2 separate regions of the Homo sapiens genome follow, and region 1 is linked to region 2. Evidence: read pairs that join two places in POLR2A ChIA-PET (ENCODE). Cell type or tissue: MCF 10A. All regions are shown on one strand. Links, peaks and the distances in the headings refer to the core of each region. The heading gives the core; the rest is flanking DNA.

Region 1 (5,346 bases), core at 1-5,000, 110 kb before region 2:
GAATAGTTTCTAAAAACTTAATTACAGCTGTGGTAAATGAATCTGGGTTTACCAATCTCAGATCTCAATGCACTTAGTTTTAGTTGGTATTCTGTGAGATGGCTAGAATTCCTGATTTAAGTATGTAGTATGTATGTTTTTAAGGCAAGGCAAGTTTGAGTATGTATAAAGCATAGATATTAGCATGGTTATAAAGGCAATATGACCGACATACACATTCAGTTTTCTGAAGCAATATATTCCAAGCTACATACAATTTAATTTCATGTCCTATTCTAAGACTACATGCTTAACATTAAGCTTAGAAACATAATTGCTGTAATACATTAAAAATACTTCATTTTCCAATATTGTAAAGTATATTTCCAAATACCTGGTATAAATTTTTTTTTGCACAAAAATTTAAAGGACATCCTACAGCTAGCTATTACTACTGCGTTAAGTAATCATTTGAAGGAAGAATTCACAAGGAGAGCAGGTTATAAAACTAAGCATAATAATTATTGCATTTAACTAAAAAAAATCAAGTAGTTCTGAATTACACTTGTTTTTTGTCTTAGTAATGTGCATATTCACTTTCTAGCTACTAGTTTGATAAATATACTAAGATTGTATAAGATTTGTTTTTCTTGTTTTTGTTTTTCTTGGGTGGTTATTTTTCTTTTCTGTGTCCTTCCCCAACAGCAGTTGGAATTTTCTTTTGAACACAAAGTAAATTAATGTTTATACTGTTTTTTCACCTGAGTCATGTAAAAGGTGACTCCTTTCATTTTAAAAAGTTATATTTAATTTTTGGGGGCCTTAATTAAAATTTAACATTTAACCATGTGTTTTTTTTTTGTAAACAGTCTACATGTCAACAAATGGATAAGGGTTAACAAAGGCAAATACTGACTTCATTTGTGTTTTAAACACGATTATATGAATTTTTCTTTTTTAATTAAAAAAATGACATAAAACCATTCATATAGGTCCTCTTCTCTCAACTGCTTTGAGATATAGCTTTAAATATGGGTAGATCAAGACAAGTAATGTTGGTAATCTCTTATCTTGCATAGAAAAGAAAAAATAAAGGAACTTATTTCCTTCCTAAGGTCTCAGCTAGTTTCTTAAGTCTTTTCTTCAGCTCCAATGGAAATTTCTCATAGCACTTCTTACAGACTGGCTTCATGTCAAACTCCACAAACTTATTCCTAAAGACAAAAAATTATAAAAAAAAAGAAGTTAGTGGAAACATATTCAACAAAGATATATAAATGATGTGCAGTAATTGTACTGAACTAAACGAAGGCAACTAGGTGATGATATTATATTCATGTTAGTAAAAAAACCATAATCCTAACCTCAATTCTTATTGTGATATATATATAAAAATTCAGTATAATTTTAAAAAAAAGTCCTTATAAATTGGTTCTATACATCCATCTGTGTAACACAGACTGTAGATTACATTTTATTCAGTACTAAGTAAACAGGAAATCTAATGTAAATATAATTAACTTAAGTACAGTCAATCACTTTTTTTTTTTTTTTTTTTTGGAAACAGAGCCTCGACTGTCACTCAGGCTGGAGTGCAGTGGTGATCACAGCTCCCTGCAGCCTCTAACTCCTGGACTCAAGCCATCCTCCCACCTCAGCCTCCTGAATAGCTGGGACACAAGTGCATACTACTATGCCTGGCTAACTTAAAAATTTTTTTTTGTAGAGACAGGGTCCTGTCGTATTGCCTAGGATGGTAATCACATTTTAGAATACCTTAAAGATAAATTTATCTAAAGGAAAGAATCATATTTTTATAATGTGAATGATTTCTTTATTGGAGGCAACATGATCTTACTTAGTACTTTAAATTAGGTAGCCATGAGGTTTAATTAATTTTAAATTATAAGGGGTTATTTTGGTTATCTGACAGAAAGGTTGGAAGAAAGTTTTTAATCACTCTTAACATAAATGTAACCAGATCACCTGTGGTTGCATTGTAAGCGGTAGCTATTTGAAGAACTCAACTATTCTTTTGAAAAGCTAGAGCAACACACATTATCAATTTATTTTTAAAATGGTCCTGGAGAAGACAACTTTTCAGATAGCCTCCTGATCATCTGTAATGCATTTCCAACAGGTAATTACAGGAGCTTATTACTGTTGAAATCCAGAGTGTTTAATTTTGAATTGAGTAAATATACAACTTGGTAACTTGTTCACTGTCTGTGAAATTATATTCAGGTAGCATTTGTGAAATAAATCTAGTGGTATATTGCTATCTATGACAAAAATTATAAAATCTGCTGATATTTTTACTGCATTTAAACATTATATTAAACTAGACTTTGCTTCAAGATCATTTTAAAGGACAATGTTAGTAACAAAGGAAATTCCTAAACACATATCTAAAATGAAAAATCTTCTATTTTAAAACACTACACTGGGAATTACTTTACGGCTTTTCTCCCAAGGTCATCTTAGAGCAAAAGCTATTAAAACTGCCATTTTTTTGATAAAAGAAAAAAATTATTCCTGTTTTCAGACAGACTACCTTAGCAAGCTTTCCAGTTTTAATCTTTTTTATTTTTTATTTTTTGAGACAGAGTCTCACTCTGTCGCCCAGGGTGGAATGCAGTGGCACGATCTCGGCTCACTGCAACCTCCGCCTCTCAGGTTCAAGCGATTCTCCTGTCTCAGCCTCGCGAGTATCTGGGATTACAGGCACCCGCCACCATGCCTGGCTAATTTTTTTGTATTTTTAGTAGAGACGGGGCTTCACCATGTTGCCCAGGCTGATCTCAAGTGATCTGCTGCCTTGGCATCTCAAAGTGCTGGGATCACAGGCGTGAGCCACCATGCCCGGCCTCATTGTTTTAATCTTACATTTACATTTAATTCCTCTTTATAGAAGGAAACATGTAAACTGGAACAAAATATTTTTAGAGCTCCAAACACAATGGTAACTATGAGGGAAAACTGGAACAATCATGCTGGTAATTCAAAAGAATTTCAAAGATTGAAATACTTCTCATAAAAATCAGGAATAAAAAAAGAGTTTGAAGACATTGAGGAAATGAATTCATAAACAGTAGCATATGGGTATTGTATGAATGCACATTCGAACATCACAGAAGAAGATGTCTTACGTAAATCAGATGGACTTTGCTTAGATACGAAACATGCTGAAAGATTTTTTTTTTTTTTTGAGACAGAGTCTCACTCTGTCGCCCAAGCTGGAGTGCAGTGGCAGTCATGGCTCACTGCAGCAGCCTCAGCCTCCTGAGTAGCTGGGACTATAGGTATGGGCCACCACGCCTGGCTAATTTGTTTTTTTTTTTTGACGGATGGGGTCTAGGCATGTAGTCCAGGCTGGTCTCAAAATCCTGGGCTCAGGCAATCCTTCCACTCTGCCTTCCTAAAGTGCTGGGATTACAGGCGTGAGCCACCATGCCTCGCCATGCTGAAATAATTTAATACATAACTTAGAATATATGCATTTTTAAAAATATCAAACAACACTTATAATTTATCAATTAAATGATCGTGGCAAGGAAACCAAAAACCAGGATTTTAAAAGCTACAGTTAATCAGACAAAAATCCTTTAAAATGTTTTCCAGGGTCTATTAAGAGATTAGAATTCTTCCCTTTAAATCCATTAAAAAAAAAAGAAAGAAATGTATACTATATGGTGTTTAAAAAATGAGGTGAGTGAGTCTACAGAGTAAGTGAAATACATGACCACAAAACTGTATTAAGTATGGAGTGTATTCATTTAATTTTTGTAATTTTAGCAGTTATGCAAAAGGACCAGTTCTACATAGGACAAATACTTGTATTTCAATCTCTGATGACTACAAATACATGCCCAAAAGTTGCAGGGGGGGAAGAAAGCAAAAGACAGAAACAGAACAAAAACATATTCCAAAGGACTAACCAAAGGAGAAAGCAGTGAAAATGATGACACAGGGATAGAAAAGTTTACAAACAGACTGGCTTTTTCTTTTTCTGCTTGTCCTTATCCTTTGCTTCTCTCTCCCGTTTGGCAAGTCGCCTCTTAAATTCTTCTGGCATTTTCTCATAACAGTGTTTGCAGACTGGCTTTAGGTCAATTTCAACAAACTTATCCCTTTGAGTAGGACAAAGAAGGAATAGAAGAAAGAACAGGGAACAGTTAAAGGAAGAACCTTTACTTTCAGAAGGCCTGAACAGAAAGAGGAAATAAGAAATCAAATAATTCTCTTTTTCTAAATTCTAGGATTTTTTTTAAGTGTCTCCCCAAAGTTTTCAGTCTTAGGATTCACACTGGACAAAACCGTACACTTACTTGAGTGTTAATTTAGTGTTGCAGGTAGAACAGGCAAAGCAGTTCACGCACCAGGCCTTATTAAGAGCAGAGACCACTGGAGAAAGAGGAAAGAGATCTGGTCACATGGAAATACATCAGTATGGGGAGCAGGGCAGCTTAGAATTTCAACTCCAAAACAGAACTACGACTGTGTCTGTGGCACTTGGTGGAGGTTCTCAAGAACCTTTTTTTTTTTTTTTTTTTTTTTTAAATGAGACAGGGTCTTGCTCTATAGCCCAGGCTGGAGTACAGTGGCACAATCTTGGCTCACTGTAACCCCAACCTCCCAGGCTCAAGTGATCCTCCCACCTCAGCCTCCTGAGTAGCTGGGACTACAGGTGCATGCCACTACACCTGGCTAATTTTTTTTTTTTTTTTTTTTTTGAGACGGAATCTCGCTCTGTTGCCAGGCTGGAGTGCAGTGGCGCAATCACGGCTCACTGCAACCTCCGCCTCCTGGGTTCAAGCGATTCTCCTGCCTCATTTTCCCAAGTAGCTGGGACTACAGGTGCGTGCCACCATGCCCAGCTAATTTTTGTATTTAATAGAGACGGGATTTCACCATGTTGGCCAAGATGGTCTCAATCTCTTGACCTTGTGATCCGCCCGTCTTGGCCTCCCAGAGTGCTGGGATTACAAGCGTGAGCCACTGCGCCCGGCCTATACCTGTCTAATTTTTGTATTTTTTATAGAGACACGGTCTTGCCATGTTTCCCAGGACGGTCTTGAACTCCTGGGCTCAAGCAATCTACCTGCCTCGGTCTCCCAAAATGCTGAGATTATAGGCATGAGCCACCATGCCCAGCCAAGAACCTCTTTCCTGAGAGCTTCTTTTCTTTTGTTTTTCAGACAGGGTCTCGCTCTGTTGTCCAGGCTGTATTGCAGTGGTGCGATCACAGCTCGAACTCCTGGGCTCAAGCAATCTTCTCCTCTCGTTCTCCTGTGTAGCTGGGACCATAGGTGTGTGCTACCACACCTGGCTAATTTTTTATTTTGTAGAGATGGAGGTCTTGCTCTG
Region 2 (5,382 bases), core at 197-5,196:
CAGGTGCAAGCACACGTGCCTATTAATATTATCTTGCTGCTTTTTTCTGTCCTGTTGGCAACCTCTTGGTTTGGTTTTGGCTACAAAATAAAAAATGCTGTATCACATGCCATCCAAACAGCCAAAATGAATAATACCACACACACACAAACGCACAAAAGGAGAAAGACTAAACAACCCTGATGACTCAGGATTGATTTCTGCAATAGTTATAACAAATCAAAACATAAAATACTTTAAAGAATAAAAATAAACGATGCCTAAAAGGAAGCTGGAGAACAAGAGGTGGGCTGCAGCAAACCCTGCAACTCTAACATCAGTGTTCACCCAGACCACTTAGCCCAATAGCCTGACTGTGACTAAGTGGTGACAAATGCAGGAATTTGGAGTAAGAAAATGCACCAGAGCAAAAGGGCCTCCACATTAAATTTCAAGAAGAATGTTCTCTGATGAAAGAGAAAGAGCTAGAAACATCTGGATGGCTAACACGCTTTAAACAAAGAAGTAACAGCACCTGCTAGGCTGCAGCTCTGTGAGCCGTAAGGGCAGCAAATCTCTACTATTTCAGCTAACTGAGAGGACTCAGGTTTCACAGCCATCAACACCACGTTGGCTAACTCTTTTGCATTTTTTTGAAGAATGATTAGCTCACATTCTAACGAGCATATAACTATGTTTGTAAGAGGATCAAAAACCATATAACCCCAAGCTGAAAAACCCCACCTCCATCCTCCCCAACCTTGGAGGGGAAGTTACAAATGATTAAACAAACTAGCTAGGAAAAAAAAAGGGTGAGAGAAGTTATTTGTAAGATTGAGAACCCCAAGAGTGTTGAGGCGTGTTACTAAGAAATATAACCTACAATGAGAAACAGCAGGTAATACTTCAAAAGAAGAGTATCCTGCCAAATTTCAAAGGACACTTATATGAATTATTAAATTTCAACCTAAAAAATAGCAAGGCACGGTAAAAATCAAAATGATATTTAGTTAGTCCCCAACCCAATGACCAAAAATCTGAAGTAGGATCTATATTAAGTTTCCAACCCTGGAACACATTTTCCATAAAACCATATAGTAAATTCCATAAAAATAAAACCATGACCAATCTCCAAAAGCTTCCTTCACCAAAAAAACGTAGCTGAAAAAGGAGATGGGGTAGCAGCAATCAGGGACAGGAAAACCAAAGAGTTTGCTTCAGGTCTTTACTCTGGTTTACCGGGAATGATGACCTTGGACAAATTATTTAACATCTGTGAGCTTCACATTTCTCATCTGTAAAACAGGTATAGTAATACCTGCCTACCAATTTTATGTAGTGCACAAGCTCAAATGAGACTAGAATACTTACTAGTTATAAACAGTCATCATCCCTACTCCTCCTCCTCTCTAACCCAATTGAAGGCTGGTGGAGGAGGTGAGAGAGCACAGAAGCAGTGGGAGGTTTGGGAGCCATGACCTCGAGTGAAAGGTTTGGGTCAGAGCTCTCGGAGTTTGCAGAAGGTAAGTCTTGGGCAGTGGAGAGCAGCCAGATGAGAAAAAAGCCCCAGCAAATGCTGCTGTCAAATACAAGGAGAGCTGTCTCTAAGCACCAGGTCATTCATAAGCAGGGAATAACCTACACATCCTTAACTTCAAAGTGCTTAAACAAAAGCAATGCCTTTTTCCCAAAGCTTTAATCTCTTCTTTTTTGAAAGCCCCTTCCCTGATCTTGTCTAGCTTTTCATGTCCCCTAGAGAAATTTCATCCACTTAAAAATGGAAACTCCATTACAAAACTCATGTACTTCATACCCTTAGGAAAAAGATACTTAAAGCCTTGAAAAATATCCAGACCTAATCATCAAAAGCAAAATCCACACATAAATTCCACCTTCCCATTCCCAGACTGATTTCCACTTTTTTTTGGTGGGGGGGAGGGGGGATTCAGGCATCTTTTAAACCAAGAACATGGAGAGTGAGTAAAGACTATAAAGCATACATTTATTATCAGCCATTCCCTAGCTGAATGGCATGAGAAGAGTCCCTAACCTCAGTGAGTTCCTCAAAACTGCAGGACCTCACCTCTGCTGCTCCAAGTCTTCTCTTCCTCAGCCTGATCTTGGCCCAAGGTCACCTCAGAGAAGACTTCCAAGATCAACTGACTTCAATGTGTAATCGTTGCCTACTGTCCCCTACACCCTTCTCTAGCTCATTCCTCCATACTGTTCATCACCATCTGATACACTATACGCTTTATTTGTTTATGATGTGTCTCTACCATCCCCAACAAGGACATGAGCACCATGAAGACAGAGAGTTCTGTCTGCTCTGCTTTCTGCTGTATCCCTAGAGCCAAGCATACACCTGGTCTCTACCAGGCACGCAGCAATATTTGTTAAATAACACATGATTACAAGTGAGGTAATTCATCCCTGCAGTGGGGCTAATACCACTTACTTTGCAGGGTTGTTTTGAGGATCACCTAGAAATAAAAAATAAAAATGCTTTTCCCATCAGCTGGTGTATCGTTAAGTATTCAAGAGCAACTGTTAGTTTCCTTTCATTTCTTACGCCAAAATAACTGGCTAAAAGCTGCAGAACATTCCAAGTGGGAAACTCTAAAAGCATGGCCAAAAGATCACTGTACCCAGTAGAAAAAAAAAAAAAAGAAAAGAAAAGAAAACGGGAGAAGCAGGACTGCTGATCAGTATTGCTCAGTGTGGCCCATGAATCACAAAATGTTGTAATCACTCTGCAATAAAATAAGTGCAGAAATTGAGAGTAAGTATTTAGAAACTTACCAATGTGACATAGAAATTTTACATCTGCTGAATATAAAGAGAAACAACTGGGACTTGCATTCATATGACCTTTTTTATTTTTCTAGCATCCCATTTTAATTGTCTTTTACAGAAGTGTCACTTAACAATAGACTAGAAAGTATTTTTTAAAATCCTTATTCTTCACCAGTTTGGGAAGCACCGACAAGCATACACTCAGTCTGATGTGGCCCAGGAAGCTGCGGAACAGCAACAAAGCTAACACACAATACAAGTTTACTACTGCAATTTATGTGGGTTCTAGGACAAGAGAGACCTGGATGACAGAAGGGTGGGGAGGCAGGTTCAGCGGCCAGTTCCAGAATGTTAGAGAATTCTCTAAGACAGTGTTTCTCAAAATGTTTTCCTACACTTCCAAGACCACCCGACTTCAAAGTGTAATCGTTGCCTACCGTCCCCTACACCTTTCTGTAGCTTATTCCTCCTATACACATCAAGAGCAAAAGAGTCAGGCCGGGCGTAGTGGCTCATGCATGTAATCCCAGCACTTTGGGAGGCCGAGGCGGGTGGAACACAAGGTCAGGAGTTCGAGACCCACCTGGCCAACATAGTGAAACCCTGTCTGTACTAAAAATACAAAAAATTAGCTGGGTGGGGTAATCCTCCTGCCTGTAATCCCAGATACTCAGGAGGCTGAGGCAGGAGAATCACATGAATCTGGGAGGCAGAGGTTGCAGTGAGCTGAGACTGCGCCACTGCACTCCAGCCTGGGCAATAGAGCAAGACTCTGCCTCAAAAAAAAAAAAAAAAAAAAGCAAGAGTCCCAGAGACCAAGGGAGAGAAGGATTACAAAGGGTTATGCTCATTTTCTTGACTGTGGTAACAACCTCATGGGTCAGAACTTATATTGTAAAATTGAATACAAGTAGCTTATTGTATGTAAGTTGTATTTCAGTGAAGGGAAGTTTAAGTAAGGGAGAGAACAGTAAGACACAACAGAAATGTACACAAAGTCAGGATTAGGATATAAATTCCATGATAAAAAAAAAAGCCCAGTCCCTCAAATCCTCTTTCAAAATAACTTTTCTAGTGGCTTTATAATAGGCCACTCATGACACAACCAGTATTTAGACATAAGCTCAACATGCATTCATGTATATTATTACAGTTTTGGCATTGCTACACTAAATGCATATTTTCCAACAGAACATCCCCTTACCCATCCTTTTTAAAATATAAGGGCCCATGGTTCCTGGCTTAGAGACAGCTGTTGTCAGGTCCAGTTGAGCTCTGGAAGAGCAGCTGGGGCTCAATGAGACACATTTGAAGACAGTTTCTCAGGTGCCTGTCCCTACATTGAACAGTTTTCCTCAATAGCATTAAGCCCATGTCCCCATCTGTATTTTCTTATCATACAGAATTATGTGCTAAATTGTCAGAAACTGAAAAGTGATAGTCTTCAACGAAAGAAAAGATTAAACGTTTAAGATTCACTGTCTAAAACACTCATTCCTACTTCTATCACAGCATTAGTAAGCTTTTGTACTATTCATAAAACAGACTGCCTTGTTCACAATAAAATGCTATTCCAATGTAAGGTATTACAACATTTTTTAAGGCTATTTATTGTCCCACCTTAGATGAGTAACAGGATTCCGTGCAATTATGTACGCCAATGTTTATTTTCAAAGAGGTATATTTCCTGTTTATAAATAGCTCAAGGAGAATGTCCAGCACACTGGGAACAGTAGTGGACTGTGGCTCAAAACATCCACGATCACTGTTCACACTAACATGACTAACAGAGTCATTTTCATGGAGCCTCTTGCTATTTACATGTCAGATGCAATGTGTGGAAGACTCACACCTGTAAAGTTTACATAATCTTTAGCTCTCAATTTCTCCACCCTTAAAAAGATCTTCCTTCTCCCTCCAGATAACCTCAAATGGTTATCTAGAAAGACAACCTTATATCTTATGATTACTACTATTACCACTGGTATCATAAATATTTACCATTATTTATAAACACTCTGTCTTCTCTACTGCACTCTAAGCTTCTTGAGGGAAGGGTGCATAATATTTACATCCCTCCCAATAAACAGTATACGTAATAATATCTGATGCAGAAAGGAAAGGAAATAAAGATACAAATAAGATTTCTGTAACTGATTAATGCCCAGAGATTTTAAAAGAAGATTCAGACATTTGAAATGTTTTTAGCAACTTTGAGAAATGTTACCACATTAGACCAAAAGCTATGTTATTTTTCTTCAGTTAGCTATTAAGAGCTCCCAGAGGCTGGGATTAGCTAGCTGACGGCTAACACTTAGGGGATGGAGGAGCGGTCTTGGCCTCCCTTTCCCCTCCAGGGCAGGACTGCAGAGCCAGTACCTTCAGTCTGGTCTTCCTCAAGGTCGCTGCTCACAACCACTCTCAGCACTGCGGACCTCCAGGGCTCTCCCTTGCTAACTCCTCCCGCTCTTCTCCACCGCCTCCCAGGATGGCCACGTTCCCTCTGAGATGCGGCCACTCCCTCTGTGAATCAGGCCATCACAGTATACAGGAGACAACCCCTTAGAGTTCAGCTTTTTTTATCTTCTGTTTGTTTGCTTGTGGGAG

The links. Peaks named below come from ENCODE experiments on the same cell type or tissue, not always from the same donor. Only the 100,000 strongest peaks of a DNase experiment are listed, where the experiment ranks them.
Region 1: POLR2A ChIA-PET joins it to region 2 with 6 read pairs; 2 of 35 experiments call an interaction of 5 or more read pairs at or near these places.

What each region holds. Positions count from the first base shown.
Region 1 is chr2:108,679,732-108,685,077 of GRCh38, reverse strand. LIMS1 (LIM zinc finger domain containing 1) reads right to left here. Exons shown (of 10, transcript NM_001193483.3): 9 at 4,308-4,383; 10 at 1-1,193. The coding sequence ends at 1,079. Among named protein-coding and RNA genes, the nearest start is that of LIMS1-AS1, 3.8 kb to the right of the region's middle. In MCF 10A, for the core only: no CTCF peak of the experiment used is centred there; no DNase peak of the experiment used is centred there.
Region 2 is chr2:108,570,573-108,575,954 of GRCh38, reverse strand. The region is part of intron 1 of LIMS1 (LIM zinc finger domain containing 1); the gene reads right to left. Among named protein-coding and RNA genes, the nearest start is that of LIMS1, 39 kb to the right of the region's middle. RefSeq lists a silencer at 368-662 and an enhancer at 1-855. In MCF 10A, for the core only: no CTCF peak of the experiment used is centred there; DNase peaks (open chromatin) are centred at 204 and 2,704.